Regions from separate parts of the Homo sapiens genome. Here region 2 is linked to region 1. Evidence: chromatin loops called from intact Hi-C (ENCODE). Cell type or tissue: tibial artery. All regions are shown on one strand. Each heading gives the region's core, and the rest is flanking DNA. Links, peaks and the distances in the headings are about the cores only.

Evidence for each region. Peaks named below come from ENCODE experiments on the same cell type or tissue, not always from the same donor. Only the 100,000 strongest peaks of a DNase experiment are listed, where the experiment ranks them.
Region 2: a loop joins it to region 1, with 2.9 times the contacts of the local background. A loop is called at or near these places in 7 of 110 quality-filtered maps.

The regions. Positions count from the first base shown.
Region 1 is chr10:74,280,396-74,288,735 of GRCh38, reverse strand. All of the region lies in intron 3 of ADK (adenosine kinase), which reads right to left. Among named protein-coding and RNA genes, the nearest start is that of ADK, 130 kb to the right of the region's middle. In tibial artery, for the core only: no CTCF peak of the experiment used is centred there; no DNase peak of the experiment used is centred there.
Region 2 is chr10:74,830,454-74,838,793 of GRCh38, reverse strand. KAT6B (lysine acetyltransferase 6B) reads right to left here. Exons shown (of 18, transcript NM_012330.4): 2 at 42-111. Among named protein-coding and RNA genes, the nearest start is that of KAT6B, 8.0 kb to the right of the region's middle. In tibial artery, for the core only: no CTCF peak of the experiment used is centred there; no DNase peak of the experiment used is centred there.

The DNA.
Region 1 (8,340 bases), core at 111-8,110:
AGTTTATAAATTTTGGCCAGAAAAACGTAATAAGACTTTTTACTCTGTAATGAAGTTTTAAAAGTTTATGTTCACTTTTCTTTTTGAGATGGAGTCTCGCTCTTGTCACCCAGGCTGGAGTGCAGTGGTGTGATCTCGGCTCACTACAATCTCCACCTCCCGGGTTCAAGCTATTCTCCTGCCTCAGCCTCCAGAGTAGCTGGGATTATAGGTGCCCGCCACCACGCCTGGCTAATTTTTGTATTTTTGGTAGAGATGGGGTTTCGCTATGTTGGCCAGGCTGGTCTCGAACTCCTGATCTCAGCTGATCCGCCTGCCTCAGCCTCCCGAAGTGCTGGGATTACAGGCATGAGCCACTGCGCTCAGCCTATGTTCACTTTTCTTTAACATCAACACAGATTTACATGATCTCTACTAAAAGTATCATTTAAGATTCCAATAGGCAACTACCTTGTCTCATCTTCATACATTTTCTGAGTCATGATTCACTGTACTTCAAGTTGATGTAACAATTTGAATATTGAATTTTATATGTTCCCTCCCCAAATAATGTAAGCCAAACCTTCCGCATTAATTTTATTGCCCGTTATTTACAAATATGCTTTACACTCATGTCTCCTAATTCTTAAAAAAAGAGCCATACTGTCTTTGCCCAGGGTTTCTGTATATAAAGACACATAACATGGCATTTGAAAGGTTCTAAGTAAAAAAGTACTTAAAAATTTTTTTTTCTCTTTTTTTTTTTTTTTTTTTGAGACAGGGTCTCAGTACATCGCCCCAGGCAGGAGTGTAGTGGCACCATTATGGCTCACTGCAGCCTCAACCTCCCGGGCTCAAGTGATCCTCCCACTATAGCTTCCTGAGTAGCTGGGATTACAAGCATGTACCACCATGCCCAGCTAATTTTTTGTAGAGATGGAGTTTCATCATGTTGCCCAGGCTGGTCTTGAACTCCTGAGCTCTCCCACCTCACCCTCCCAAAATGCTGGGATTACAGGCAACGTCAATGCAAACAACAATCTGGTATTCGAGTTTTATACAGAATATATTTTATAACAGATATATTTTTATATTTTCTTTTCCCTTCAGTTAATAACACTGATATGTTTTCCATTTATATTTCTGCTTCAGGTAATAGGACATAACATCCCCCTCTCTCATGATTACTTCCTAATTTTCCTTTATGACTTGTTTTTCTGGCCAGTCCATTAACGTAGATTTCCTTAAATCCTAAGTCTAGTTTTCTCATCCAAGAGATTTTTTTTTTTTTTTGAGACGGAGTCTCACTCTATCACCCAGGCTGGAGTGCAGTGGCGCAATCTTGGCTCACTGCAACCTCCGCCTCCTGGGTTCAAGTGATTCTCGTGCCTCAGCCTCCTGAGTAGCTGGGATTACAGGCGTGCACCACCACGCCCCACTAATTTTTTGTATTTTTAGTAGACAGGGGGTTTCACCATGTTAGCCAGGATGGTCTTGATCTCCTGACCACGTGATCTGCCCGCCTCAGTCTCCCAAAGTGCTGGGATTACAGGTGTGAGCCACTGCGCCCGGCCAAGAGATTTATCTTGAGCGATCATATCCACTCACTCCATTTATATGTTCATAATTCTTGTATTGCTATCTTGAACTTCAGGATAAATTAGACCAGCTAGATTCAAATCTCATCTTTTCAATTCCTACTTGTGTCACCATAAGCAGGTCTCTGTGCCTCAGTTTTCTCATCTGTAAAACAGCGATAATAATGATAAAGACCACTCGCGGTGGCTCATGCTTGTAATCCCAGAACTTTAAGAGGCTGAGGTGGGAGGATCACTTGAGCCCAGGGGTTCGAGACAAGCCTGGGCAACATAGTGAGACCCAGTCTCCTTAAAAAATAAAAAAATTTGTTTTAAATATTAACTATTTCATGGTAGTATTCTTGTGAGCATTAAGTGTGATAATACATGCGAATCATTTGCCACAATGCATTAAATGGTAGCTCTGAGGTCTGGTGTTGACTGGCCTTTTCCTACATTATATAAGAACCATACTCCTGCCCTGGGGCAAGTTAACTTCAAATATCATTGTCTATAAACCACAATGAATAATTCCTTCCTCAAGAGTCTGTTGTGTCTAGCAAGATTATCAGCTTGTTGTCAATACTAGAGAACGTGAAAACTGGAAGTTCAGAAACTGCCAAAAAATAAATTGTTACACAGTTGTAAAATGAGTAAATCTGTTTAAACTGAAGATATTTAACTAGATAGCTAAGTCCTAGAACTTCCACTGTGCTCCCTCTTCCAGGACTTAGAATGTGCCTGGGCCCTTGAGCACTCAGTAAAGCCTTGATAAATTGATGTCTCAATGCTCACAGTTGGCCAGGATGTTTTAAAAAACACTCCTCAAGCCAGCCATGGTGACTCGCACCTGCAGTCCCACTGCTTTGGGAGGCAGGGACTGAAGGATCGCTTTAGGCCAGGAGTTTGAGACCAGTCTGAGCAACATAGCAAGAGTCTGTTTCTGCAAAAATTAAAAAATGAGCCAGGTGTGGTGGCACACACTTGTAGTCCTAGCTGCTTGGGAAGCTGAGGCAGGAGAATCACTTGAACCCAAGAGTGTGAGGTTACAGTAAGCTATGATCATGCTCCTGCACTCTAGCCTGGGCAACATAGTGAGATTCAGTCTCTAAATAGATATATAAAAACACCAGTAAATAAATGGGAAATCATTTAGGAAGCAGCTTATACCAATATTTATTCAGAGACTATTAAGACCTTAAGGATATGATCTTAAGAATATTTAAGGGTATATGTCAATCTGAAATAAAGGATATTAACAATAATACATAGTACAGTACAGTAAATTAAAAAAATAAAGGATTAATACATAGTCCCAACCTGACTATAACCTCTCACTCACTTTTTAAACCACTAAGTCTGTTGATTGCACCTACCAGATAACCTTCAATTCCACCTCTCTCCTCTTTAATCCCACTGACACGTTTCAAGGCCTCCTGATTTCTTATTTGGACTATTCCAGCAGTCTAACTGGGTTTTTGTTTTGTTTTGTTTTGTTTGAGACAGGGTCTCACTCTGTCACCCAGGCTGGAGTGCAATGGTGCAATCTCGGCTCAGTGGAGCCTTGATCTCCCAGGCTCAGGCGATCCTCCCACCTCAGCCTCCTTAGTAGCTGGGACCACAGATGCATATAGATATAGATATATAGATATAGATGTATAAATATATAAAATACAACCTAGTTTAATGTCTTTATATCTAAACCACTCTAAATTCCCCATCTCACATACTATGCTTCAGTCATATTGAGCTGTTCTCCAACTTTAGTATATGTGTTGCCTAAGTGAGCACCAGGTGTTCTCATAAAATGCTTCTCTTATATCTCTGTACAAAGACTATTCACAAATATAACCATGCCACACACTCATTTTCCAATCTATCATTTTGTCTAAGTTCCTACTTGTCTTTAAATACTCAGCTTAATACATCATCTTCTCTGTGAAGCCTATTCTGTTAATCTTCCAACTCTAAACTAGATATCCCTCCTCTATGCTCTTAGAGGTCCCTTTCAAGTATTTATCATAAAGCTTATCACTTGCCTAATGAATTACTATGTGAGTCCTCAGAATTCTGAGAATGGCTGCTCATCTGTACAGTGGCTAATAATATCTACACTGAAGGACTATTATAAGGATAAATACATGAAGTGCCTAGCACTTAAAAAAGTTCCAGTAAATGATGGCTATACTATATTATTAGCATTTTTCTCAAAAGTAAGCACCCTAATATTCACTTTACTAACTCCAGTAGCTATCCCAATACTTGGCAAAAAATAAGTTGTTACACAGTTGTAAAATGAGTAAATCTATGTTTGACAAAGATGACTCCTATAGCATTGTAAAAGACGAATTTGAGGAAGTCCTGCAAAAGACCCTTTAGGACCTCAGAAGAGAATCACTTTTAGAATTTTTTTAAAACCAAATACACATTCCATACAGACCAAGATTTGGCACCTCATTTGAGAATTACTACTAAAGGGAGTTTCTGTTAATTTATGTGGTAGTAGGAGTAGGGAGTTGGAGAGATGGAAGGGGACCCAATCCCTCATGTGCTGTTGGGATAGAAGAAACAGAGCCACAGAGGTGAGTGCTATGGCACCTAATGTAAGAGATGAAGGGCTGGGAGCAGTGGCTCACGCCTGTAATCCCAGCACTTGGCGAGGCCGAAGCAGACAGATCATCTGAGGTTGGGAGTTCCAGGCCAGCCTGACCAACGTGGAGAAACCCCGTCTCTACTAAAAATACAAAATTAGCCGGGCATGGTGACACACGTCTGTAATCCCAGCTACTTGGGAGGCTGAGGCAGGAGACTCACTTGAACCTGGGAGGGAGAGGCCACGGTGAGCCGAGATCGTGCCATTGCACAGCCTAGGCAGCAAGAGCAAAATTCCGTCTCAAAAAAAAAAAAAAAAAATAGAATTTGCCAGGCGTGGTGGCTCATGCCTGTAATCCTAGCACTTTGGGAGGCCAAGACTGGCGGATCACCTGAGTTCGGGAGTTCGAGACCAGCCTGGCCAACATGGAGAAACCCTGTCTCTACTAAAAATACAAAAAATTAGCCGGGCATGGTGGCACACGCCTGTAATGCCAACTACTCAGAAGGCTGAAGCAGGAGAATCTCTTGAACGCAGGAGGCGGAGGTTGCAGTGAGCCAAGATCAAACCATTGCACTCCAGCCTGGGCAACAAGAAAACAAGAGCGAGCTGGGCGCAGTGGCTCATGCCTGTAATCCCAGCACTTTGGGAGGCCTAGGCAGGCGGATCACAAGGTCAGGAGATCAAGACTATCCAGGCTAACACGGTGAAACCCCATCTCTACTAAAAATACAAAAAATTAGCCAGGCGTGGTGGCGGGCACCTGTAGTCCCAGCTACTCAGGAGGCTGAGGCAGGAGAATGGCGTGAACTCAGGAGGCGGATCTTGCAGTGAGCAGAGATGGCGCCACTGCACTCCAGCCTGGGCAAGAGCGAGACTCTGTCTCAAAAAAAAAAAAAAAAGAAAGAAAGAAAACAAGAGCGAAACTCCGTCTCATTAAAAAAAAAAAAAAGATGAAGATGAGGGCAACAAACATAAAAGTCAAAAAGAGGGGTAAGATTTGAGAGTCATTTCAAAGGATAATAAGAGTTGGTGAGCAACCTGGGGATCAAAGATGGCTGAAAACATCTAGTATGACAAAATAAGTTAATTGTAATATCAAGTCAAGAAGCAAGGCACACAAATTGACCCAGATTTAGAAACCAGCAAGGTCAAAAGGGAGAGAGAACTGAGTAATGGTAAGATGTAGCTGAAATAACCGAGCATGCCACTCAGGCTGTATATAGAGAGTAAAGTCAAACTAGGAAGAAGCCAAACAGGAAGCTAACATAGATTACTTTTTTTAAAGCAGTCCTGGGTAGGAAGTAGGTTCAGAACATAGTCCTAAAAAACAGTTGATCAAATGGAATGGAGATAAAGGTCGTTATAAAAGAGGAGTCCAAGAAAGTGTGGTAATTAGTATTAGAAACGTCATCTACATGAGAACTAATTAGATAGCAGAAAACAGAATATTTGTTAAACAGGGAGGTACCAAAATTTTCAAAGAACTTGAAGAGATCTAAAACAGTGACACAGATGAGAACTCCAAAAGCTTCCCAACAATTTTTCCTTAGGCTAATCTAGTGTTTACCTATGACTAAAGTGGCTAACTGAAGCTTGCTTCTACGTCAGTAAATCAGAACCTACCATTGTCATCCAGAACAACTACTCTCATGGTATTTTTTCAATAGATTCTTGACAGTTTCTTATGGCAGGAAAAATACATTCTACACCAGGTGATTTTCATATACTATAAGACAAAATTAACAGCAAAAGAAAAATATGATTTTACACTAAACAATGCTCATTTCATAATCTTATACTAGAAGATATCATTAAACCTTTCATTCTAAAGGTTCTGGTAAGGGAATGACTCAGATGGGAACAAGGAAAAGCTTCATATATATATTTGTCACAACCAAGAACATTTCTGAAGAAATACATGTTTTCTGGGAAGCTTCCAGTGTTCTCATCATCATGGTTATTCTCATTACTATGCATAGTTCCAAAAGCAACAAAACAATTTCTTATTAAAGTAGTTAAATCCAACAAAGAAATAAAACTAAATCTTACCACTCTTAAAAGCTTCAGGGAATTATTATATTTTATGGCTATTCGTAATATTTTAGTACATTTTAAATGATCCAACTACAGTGTCTTTTCATAAGTACTTCGGTATCACCATGCAATTTTAATCCATATGCTTAAACCCCTTTCACAGTTTACAGGAACAAAGCGGTTTTGATTCACAACAATGCCCTGCAGTCAAATACGCTCATGAGGTATTAATTTACAACTTCATCTGTGATCAGTTAAACTGCATGTGAAATCTTAAACATCCTTAAAAAGTTCACCACAAATAGTTCAATAAGAGATTTTTTGGTAACATTACTTTAACAAAAAACATGTAAGATTAAACTCTATTGTAAAATAAAACCAAATGCCACTTGCTTTTAAGGATAACCCACTAATAAAACAATCTTTTAAACTGTCACCTTTTACATCTAAAATATTAATTAAAAATGTAACACTGCTATCAAAAGCATGTGCCTTGTAAGCTTTTGCAAGAAAAGTCACACATAAAAAAGAAAACCAATTTCATGAAGAAAATGTGCATATTTCAACAAATAAAATGTCTCTTTAATCAGTCCTAGGAGCCAGATGTATTAAAATGTCAGGTCAACCTGAATCATACCAAAACAAAAGATTAAAATTACCAATTTTTCCAAACAACTAAAATGTCAGGTCCATAAAAGTTATGGACAAAGACAGCAATAATTTTTTAAAAAGAAAATAAATTTCCAATGCAGCTCATATTAGTAAAAAACAATAATAACTAACTTCTCAGAAAACTTGCAGTTTTGATCTTCATATTTATGTAATCTGAACCTTATGGTATTTACTCAGATTTTTTTTCTTAGCTAGCTAAAATAATAGTTATTTTGATTGGTATTCTAAGTCAATCTGAGGAATTATTATCTCATATAACAAAAAGTCCAGAGCTACAGCAGCTCCAGGGATAGGTAATTTATGATGCCTCATCAAGATCATGGACCTAAGTTCTTTCCTTGTTTTTCCTGTGTCATCTTTAGTGTGATGACTTTTTGTCCCCTAACGGTTTCAAAGTAGCTACACTAGTTGCAAGTAACAATTTAATGTCTAGGATCATAAGAGAGACTGCCTTCCCCTTGCTTATGTTTCTTTACCAAAAAAGTGGGGAACTTCCCCCAATGAACTGGCTCTCAAGGCCACTCACTATCAAATCAATGGGAGAGGGCATAAAATTACCATTACTGATTTGGATTAATTCGGGCTCAGCCCATGAGCATAAGAAGAACTCAACTTCCCATAAAGCACATGGGTATCTGTTAAGTGATCAAAACCAGGGCATCAGATCAACATTATCAAAAGTAAAGCATCAAATCAACACTATCTTCACATTTGTGTATAACACATAACAGCCATTATTTCCTTTACATGCTTCAAATGAATATTATCCAAGTTGAGTATACCTTATTCAAAATTTCTTTTGAGTCTCTTGTCGGCTCACAAAATGTTTCAGATTTTGGAGCATTATGAATTTCAAATTTTCAAATTATGGATACTTAACCTGTATATAAACCAGTGTGGTAAACCTTTTTGTAACCCTTAATATCTCAACTTGATTAACTGAGTATCTCACTAGACAACTTAATTTTGCATCTAAATTAGGAAAGACAAAATAACTACAATTCAAAATATGTGTCAAACTTTCAGTAAAACCAAAGGACTTAATACATGCATGAACTTCTGATTCCTCCTGAAACCTCACTAAAACTCTGAAAGACAAGAAAAACAAAAAAATAATGGTGACAAAATTTTGGACAGTGGAAAGCAGAGTGAGGTGCAGTGATCAACTCAATAGACCCAAGAAAGCTGAATTATAAACAGCAGTGAGAAAACCAAATTTACACTGCCATAGCCCCAAAAGCATTACACTGGGTGGCATTAGGAATCTCTACAAATAGAAGTGATGGTTGGCATTAAAACTTATTTAGAGCTGGGCATAGGGGTAAACACCCATAATCCAAACTATCTGGAAGGCCAAGGTGGGAGAAATACTTGAGGCCAGAAGTTAGACACCAGCCTGGGCTACAAGGCAAGCCCCAACTCTAAAAAACGTGTGTGTGTGTGTGTGTGTGTGTGTGTGTGTTTAAACTTGTTTAAGGCCGG
Region 2 (8,340 bases), core at 29-8,028, 550 kb before region 1:
CATTTTATACCTTAAAAATGTAATAAAATAAGGGAAAGTACCAGAATTGGAACTTCAAACGTTTTAACAGTCCATGACAAAAATGGAGATTATCCAGGTCTTCAGGCAAATCTGCCAAAAGAAAAAAGGAAATGTTCATTTGGACATAAGGACATCCTTAAATTCAGCAACCATCCGTGTATCTCCACAACCATTCAAGACAAACAGCTCCAATGAGTTATTATACTACATTTGGTGATATAATAATTCTTTTAGACCACTGAAGGATTCTTATAAATATGAAACTTGAGACAGAAAATGAAGCCCCAAGGACCCAGCCAAGTGCCTATAGAAGTAAATTTCATCCCTAAGCCCAGACCTGTTCAAATTTTAAAAATCAGGTTTGTGATAGATTCCTAAGAAAAAATCTCATCATGGAAAAACAAAACAAAAACAAAAACCCACTACTACTCAAATAGCCAAACAGATATAACATTTATCAGAAAAAAAGACAGTCAAAAGTTGTTTTAAGGTCAGCATTCACATTCCTGGGCAGCATTCGCTGTTTGTCCCAAAGGCCACCAGGCACCTAGGTACTGAATGGACTACCCAGATATGACCAATAAGCTCACCTACAAGAAAAACGTACCAGTTTACATAATAGTAAATATGTATTGACACAAGTCACATTTTAGGACAGCAGTGATTATTTTTACTTGAAAAGCAAAAAATAAATTTAAAAGAACAATTGTGAATAACTGCATTTTGATCTTACGTAAAACAATCAAGCAACCTTGGATCCTCCTTCTCCCCTCCCCCAGCCACGACACACACCCCACTCCTCGATTTAATCTCAAAATTAGCTCTCATCTGACACCAACCAACAGAGTTAATTAGGCAGAAGCAGATGTAACTCAGCAGCTCTTTGCTACAAGCAGAATCACAGTGTTCAAAAAAAAAAAAAAAATACACAGCTAGGAGAGGAACAAAATCAGAAGTCTCTTATCTGTAGCCAATTCTCAACTAAACACATGTATATTATCCACTTTGTATATTATCCACCGCAAATTTTTTAATCTTAGGCTGATTTGTTTCCAACATCCCACTGGCCCCACTGTAAATTCATATAAGCAAGAGAATAGATTGAAAACCAATTTCATTTTAGCCTAAGCAGTATCTAACTGGAAAGACAAATCCACAGGAAAAAAAAATGCATAATTCATTCAAAAGCCAAATAGAAATGATTTTTTTTTTCCTGATTTGGAATTATCCACACTATTTCTCTTTTTCAGAGCATGGGGATTTGCTTCACATGTAGATAGGACATTCTATCACAAGCGAAAACCCTAAAATCATTATTCTCTTTTCATTTTTTTTCTATAAAAACTTGAAGGTTGGACTAAAAGGCTATCAAAAAGGTAGCAAATCATCCTAAATTAATTCTGGGGATTTGTGCTACATCAAATTAAATTATTCTATTTTCTAAGGTTGTGAATCATTTTATTTTTAACTACAAAATATCAGTAAATTATATGGTTGTATCATACGGTCTTATAATATAACACTATTTACATCATTCATTACAAATATTCTAAACATATCTAGAGAAATGCTTAGTCCAGCACTGAGCTTTTAGCTTCACTGGTATTACATAAACATCAACACTATTCAGAAATATTCATGTCAGCATAAGAAGAGTCAAAATATCCTGGATCATAAGTATTATGCGAGGCCTCCTCTAAGCTTTTACTAAAGCTGTGTGTGTTGTTTCAAAATCAATGTCATAACACTCAAGTCATGAGATTATGGATGAGGCAAAAAACAGTGGTAGAAAAAAACAAAGATTAATAATAGAGTTTACACTTTTGTCATCCTGAGTTTTACTTGCTAACAGTTATTTTTAACTATTTTACTTTCATAAGTCCTGGCTTTTTCTTTCTTTTTTTTCCCCAAAGGGATCACTGTTGGAAAACCTGGATTTTTTCAAAGCCCATTGTGTAACTGAGTGAGCATCCACAAATCTAAGCAGTATCTTCCGAAACAGAACAGAACTGTTTAGGGGAAGGGACCTTGACTTATTTTTCTTCTATCAGCACCCAGCTCAGGTTATTGGCAGAGTTGCTCAAAATAGTGTCCTTGGTTAACAAATATCTGTTGTCTGACAACATGAAACGCCATCCATATGGTGATATTTCTTATCTTTCAAATCCTGGATGCATCTATTTCCTCTGAAATCAATGCTTCAGGCCCAAAACATGTGAACTGGGAGGTGAGGTTATAAATACTAATCAAAGAAAAACCAACAAATATTTAGCGAGCTGATGCTCCCTGCATGCAGCCCTGTGGTAGGTACTATGGGGAATACAAAGCAAAGCTAGAGACAGAACATATAAGAAGCAATTAAGAAATAGCAAAGCACTGTTTGGCGGTTCCTCAAAAAGTTAAACACAGAATTACCATATGGTTCTGTAATTCCATTTCTAGGTATAGACTCAAAAGAATTGAGAACAGATACTCAAATAAGTACACGTACACCCATGTTCATAACAAAACTATTCACAGTAGCCAAAAGGTGTAAACAGCCCAAATGTCCATCAACAGATGAACAGATAAACTGTGGTATATCCATACACTAGAATACTATACAACTATAAAAAGCAATGAAGTTTCGATACATGCTACTACAATGTAGATGGACCTCAAACACGTTATGCTGTGAAAGAAGCCAGACACAAAAGGCCACACATCATATAATTTCATTCATATGAGACATCCAGAATAGATAAATCCATAGACAAAACACAGATTGGTGGAGTCTCAGGGACATATCTAGAGAAACTGCTTAATGGGTAAGGGGTTTTATTTGGGATCAATAAAAATGTTTTGGAACTTGATAGTGGCAGTGGTGACACAACACTGAATGTACTAAATGCCACTGATTTGTTCACTTTTTAATGGTTTTTTCATTTTATGTTATGTGAGTTTCACCTCAATAAATTGTTTAAAAAAAAAGAAATAACAAAGCACTAAACTATAATAATAATAATAATACCAACCATTTCCTGACACCTACTGTGGTCCAGGTACTTTACATAGATTATCAGTAAACTTTAAAACAACTCTGTAAGGTAGCATTGTTGTTTTTACAAAAGGAAAACAGGCTTGACTTAGCCAAGATCTCAGAGCCATTAAGTCATGAAGGATTTTAATTCAGATGCCAAAGCCCAAACTCTTTCTGTCTCTCCAGAGGTTTTCAAACTAGGCTCTTTAGATCTCTGTGACAAGGAGTTACTTCGGGTATTACCTTCAGGTACCCCTTGTGGGTTAAACTTTGGGCCATTGCAGCACCTTGAACCCAACAGTGCAGCTCCACTTTAACTGTTTTACATATATTTGTCTTCCCCATAAGATTCGCTTTAAAGGAAGTGTTCCTCTGATTACAGAAGGAAGAAGTCTGGAAACAACTGTGACTATACTACCTTGCTGAAACCACGTGGAGGATGGATGAACATCTCTTGGATGGATGGGACTGAAACTGAACCTTGAAAGATAATGCTGAGCCTGGATAAGTGCCCCACCGTCCCTCTGCCCAAATTCAAATCCTTCATGGCCCAGTGCAAACAACTTCTCAAAAGCCCCAAACATCTTTGTCTAACAGGAAGCTTTTAGCTTTTTTACTGTTTTGACATTCATTTCCCACTTAGTATTATGCTTACTTGTGTATTAACCTTGTCACCCCTACTAGACTATAAAATTCTTAAAAACAGGATTCATGCTTGATTCATCTTTGTATACCCTAAGATTTCCCAAGACCACAACTTGATCATAAGAGGGTTTCAATGCCTATTTGCTAAATAAATGTATCGGGGAATGAATGAAGGAAATCAAAGTGAAATAACAGAAGCTAAGAATGAGCTGTCAAACAAAAGGGACACCAAGTCCATGTGCCTGACTAGAACAGGTATATGCTCAAAAGGGATAAAGAAATTAAGTTGGGCCAGGCACAATGGCTCATGCCTCTAATCCCAGCACTTTGGGAGGTCAAGGAAGGAGGATTACTTGAGGCCAGGAGCTCGAGACAAGCCTAGGCAACACAACAAGACCCTACCTCTACAAAAATAAAAAATTAGGTGGCTGTGGTGGTGTACACCTGTAGACCCAGCTACTCGGGAGACCGAGGCAAGAGGATCTCTTGAGCCGCCCAGGAGGTTGAGGCCACAGTGGGCTATGATTGTGCCACTGCTCTCCAGCCTAGGCAATAGAGCAAGACTCTGTCTCTAAAAAAGACAAATATAATTTAAAAATGAAAAACAGAAATAGGCCAGGCACAGTGGCTCACACCTGTAATCCTAGCACTTTGGGAGGCCAAGGCGGGCAGATCACGAGGTCAGGAGATTGAGACCATCCTGGCCAACATGGTGAAACTCCATCTCTACTAAAATACAAAAAATTAGCCAGGCGTGGTGGTGCATGCCTGTGGTCCCAGCTACTCGGAAGGCTGAGGCAGGGGAATTGCTTGAACCCCGGAGGTGGTGGATGCAGTGAGCCGAGATCGCGCCACTGCACTCCAGCCTGGCAACAGAGCCAGAATCCATCTCAAAAAAAAAAAAAACAGAAATAAAGTTGGCTGTGAAAAAAGCCAAGCTGTGGTGTGTGAACGTGACAGATGAATAGGAAGCCACTGCAGGAGCAGGTGACACCATAATGCACAGGGAAGGGCATGCACATACACACACAAACCTGTTGAATGTTTGAATCACTCTGGCAATAGTAGCCATCTACTCTGGAGGGAAGGGTGATTGAAAGAAAAAACAAAAGCAACCAGTATTTCATCTCTGCAAACATCAATCTTGTTCAACTTATATTTATGAGCCTAACTCAGCAGCAAGCCCAGAGCAGGCACTCAATAAAACGCTGGTTGAACTGAATATTTAATTCCCCATCTTTTTAGAGTAACACTAAGTTCTTTCCCACTACTCATTAACAAAGAGAGTTTTCAATTCATAAGCTAATAATGTTTTCCAAGGATTTCTAAGAGGCTAAATCACCATAAAAATTATCATTTCAACTAATACATATTATATTAATTGCAAGTTTAATTTTTCATGTCATGCTCTCCTAGTTGACAATATCCTTGTTATGTCATTAAACTATAATTGTGTAAATGTGCTTCAACAAACAATAACTGAACCATCAATAAACTATTATGGTTTCCATAATCCCTAGCAAAGATTAGTTTCAACATCATCATCATAAATTAGTAGAGACAGGTCCCAAATCTCCTGGTGAAACCCATGAATTAGGTTTGCATAGTTATCCCTGCATTTAAGTGCTCAATAGTTTCAGTCTCTAAAATTTAATCACACTGTTAGGAACCTCACAGGAAATTTGATCCCTTGTAAAACAGAGGAATTTAGAGACAAGATGAAAAGTCATTTGAAGTCATCAGGTCTTTGGAGCCAGGGTACACTGATTAGTAATGATGTATTATAACTAAGCACTTTCACTTAAGAAATAATCAACTAAATTTAGAGTGTCTTTTTTTGGCATTTAAAAATTCCTATTCAATCCTAGATTTCTCCCTAATTACAAATTAGCTTTAGTTGGTTTTTGATGACAAAGACCGAGAATAATGTATTAAGGGAAAAAATGTGATTTTTTTTTTTTTTTTTTTTTTTTTGAGACAGAGTCTTGCCCTGTTGCCCAGGCTGGAGTGCAATGGCGTGATCTCGGCTCACTGCAACCTCCGCCTCCCGGGTTCAAACGACTCTCCTGCCCCAGCCTTCTGAGTAGCTGGGATTACAGGCACATGCCACCATGCCATTGTTTGTTTGTTGTTGTTGTTTTTATTTTTAGTAGAGACGGGGTTTTACCATGTTGGCCAGGCTGGTCTCGAGCTCCTGACCTTGTGATCCAGCTGCCTGAGCCTCCCAAAGTGCTGGGATTACAGGCATGAGCCATCATGCCCGGCCAAAAAATGTGATTTTTAAAAAACTTTTTAAAATAGAGATACAAGGCCAGGCTTGGTGGCTTATGCCTATAATCCCAGCACTTCGACAGGCCAAGGCAGGTGGATCACCTGAGGTCAGGAGTTTGAGACCAGCCCGGCCAACATGGTGAAACCCCATCTCTACTAAATACAAAAAATTAGCAGGCGTGGTGGCGCATGCCTGTAATCCCAGCTCTTTGGGAGGCTGAGGCAGGAAAATTGCTTGAACCCAGGAGGTGGAGGTTGCAGTGAGCCAAGATTACGCCATTGCACTCCAGCCTGGGCAACAAGAGCAAAACTCTATCTCAACAAAATAAATAAGATAAAATGAAGATACCAAAAAATCTAAATAAATAAATAAAAATAGAGGCGGGGGTCTCCCTATGTTGCCCAGGCATGTCTTGAACTCCAGGGCTCAAGGGATCCTTTCACTGTAGCCTCCCAAAGTAGTGGGATTACAGGCATGAGCCACTGCACCTGGCTGAGAAAAATCTGACATCTTAACTTTTTTATGATTCTTTTGAAAGAGAGATTATTACAGGATTCTTTGTTAACTGTATTACAGATGTCTTCAGACCAGATATCCAGATACCCTGAAAAATTCAGGTTCCCTTTTGAGAGTTTCATAAATATTATAGCTCTACTCTAAAAAATAAGCACATGTACCCATATACACTGGTATACATTTTTAAGGGTTAACAGACCTTCTGTCATCCAGCCATGGACCACTTAAGGTCCACTGGCTATATACAGAGAGGTATTTTATCCAGTTTCACAATAGTTAGCTTTGTGTGCTTTACTTAAGGCATGTTACATCAAGAGTAAGAAAGTTATTCTTTTTGGTTTTGGATGTTATCAAAAAACAGGTTTCTGACATTTTAATCAACAAGTAGGTGTGCTGTGATGGGAAGTATCAGAGTCAGGGATCCAGTCCCCATTCTGCTAGCTACCTAGGCTAGGGGATATTGGACATGCTACTAAATCAATCTAAGTCTCTGTTTTCTCTTCTGTAAAAATGAGAATACTTCTCTGTTTTACAGAACCGTTAAGAGGAATCACTGAGATAACAAATATGAAAGCAGCAAGGATGATGGCAGACACATAGCAGGAACACAATAAAATGCTAGCTCATAAAAGGAAAAAGGGCAATACAGTCAGCTGGAGACCTGTAAAATCTAATCTGGCTGAACTTCTGTCTATATGACCATTTTCTCCTAAGAGACAGGAGAAGTCAGCACCTGGCTCTTAGTTATAGCTGCAGAGAAGTAAAAATTCAAGACAGAGAACAGAAAAAAGTGAAGGAAAGCAAAAATAGATTGTAATGGTGAGGCTGGGGTCAAGAAGAGTGTATTTTACTCATAGTTATACATTGTTTAAGGTCAACAAAGCTTTAAAAAGATAGTACTGCATAGGAGAATATCTTATTGACCTCAGGGTAGGAAAAGTCTTAAAACAAGACACAAAAGGCACTAACCATAAAGTAAAGACCAATAAATTTGACTCCATTAAAATTAAGAACTTCTGTTCATTAAAAGACACCATAAAGAGAGTGAAAAGGCAAGCCACAGTATTTGCAACACACACACATGACAAAGGACTTGTATTCACAGTAAATAAAGAACTTCTAAATAGCAATAAAAGATACAAGGCCCAACTTTTAAAAGCAGGGTGGGAAAGACTTGAACAGAACTTTATAAATGAGGCTATCTAAATGGCTAAAAAAGTATATGAAGAGCTGGCCGGGTGCAGAGGCTCACGCCTGTAATCCCAGCACTTTGGGAGGCCAAGACGGGCGGGTCAACTGAGATCAGGAGTTTGAAACAAGCCTGCCCAACATGGCAAAACCCCATCTCTACTAAAAATACAAAAAATTAGCTGGTTGTGGTAGTGGGCACCTGTAATCCCAGCTACTCAGGAGGCTGAGGCAGGAGAATCGCTTGAACCCAGGAAGCAGAGGTTGCAGTGAGCCAAGATCACGCCACTGCACTCCAGCCTGGGTGACAAAAGCAAAACTCCGTCTCAAAAAAAAAAAAAAAAAAAAAAAAAAAAAAAAAAAATATATATATATATATATATATATATATATATATATATGAAGAGCTGTGCAATCTGATTACTAATCAGGTAAACGCAAAATTTACCATATTGGCTAAAATCATAAAAGCTAAAAAGGCTGAGATTGGAGAGGGCGAGAAGCAAGGGAATTCATATATTGCTGGAGGGAGTGTAACCTGGTACAATACTTTAGAAGAGTTTGGTACTTAGTAAAGATGAAGACAAGCATACCTTATGACTAGGTGACCATACAATTCATCATCTAACCCTAGATACTTTTGAAAACTAAAAGTGTTACAGTTACGCTGGGAAAATAA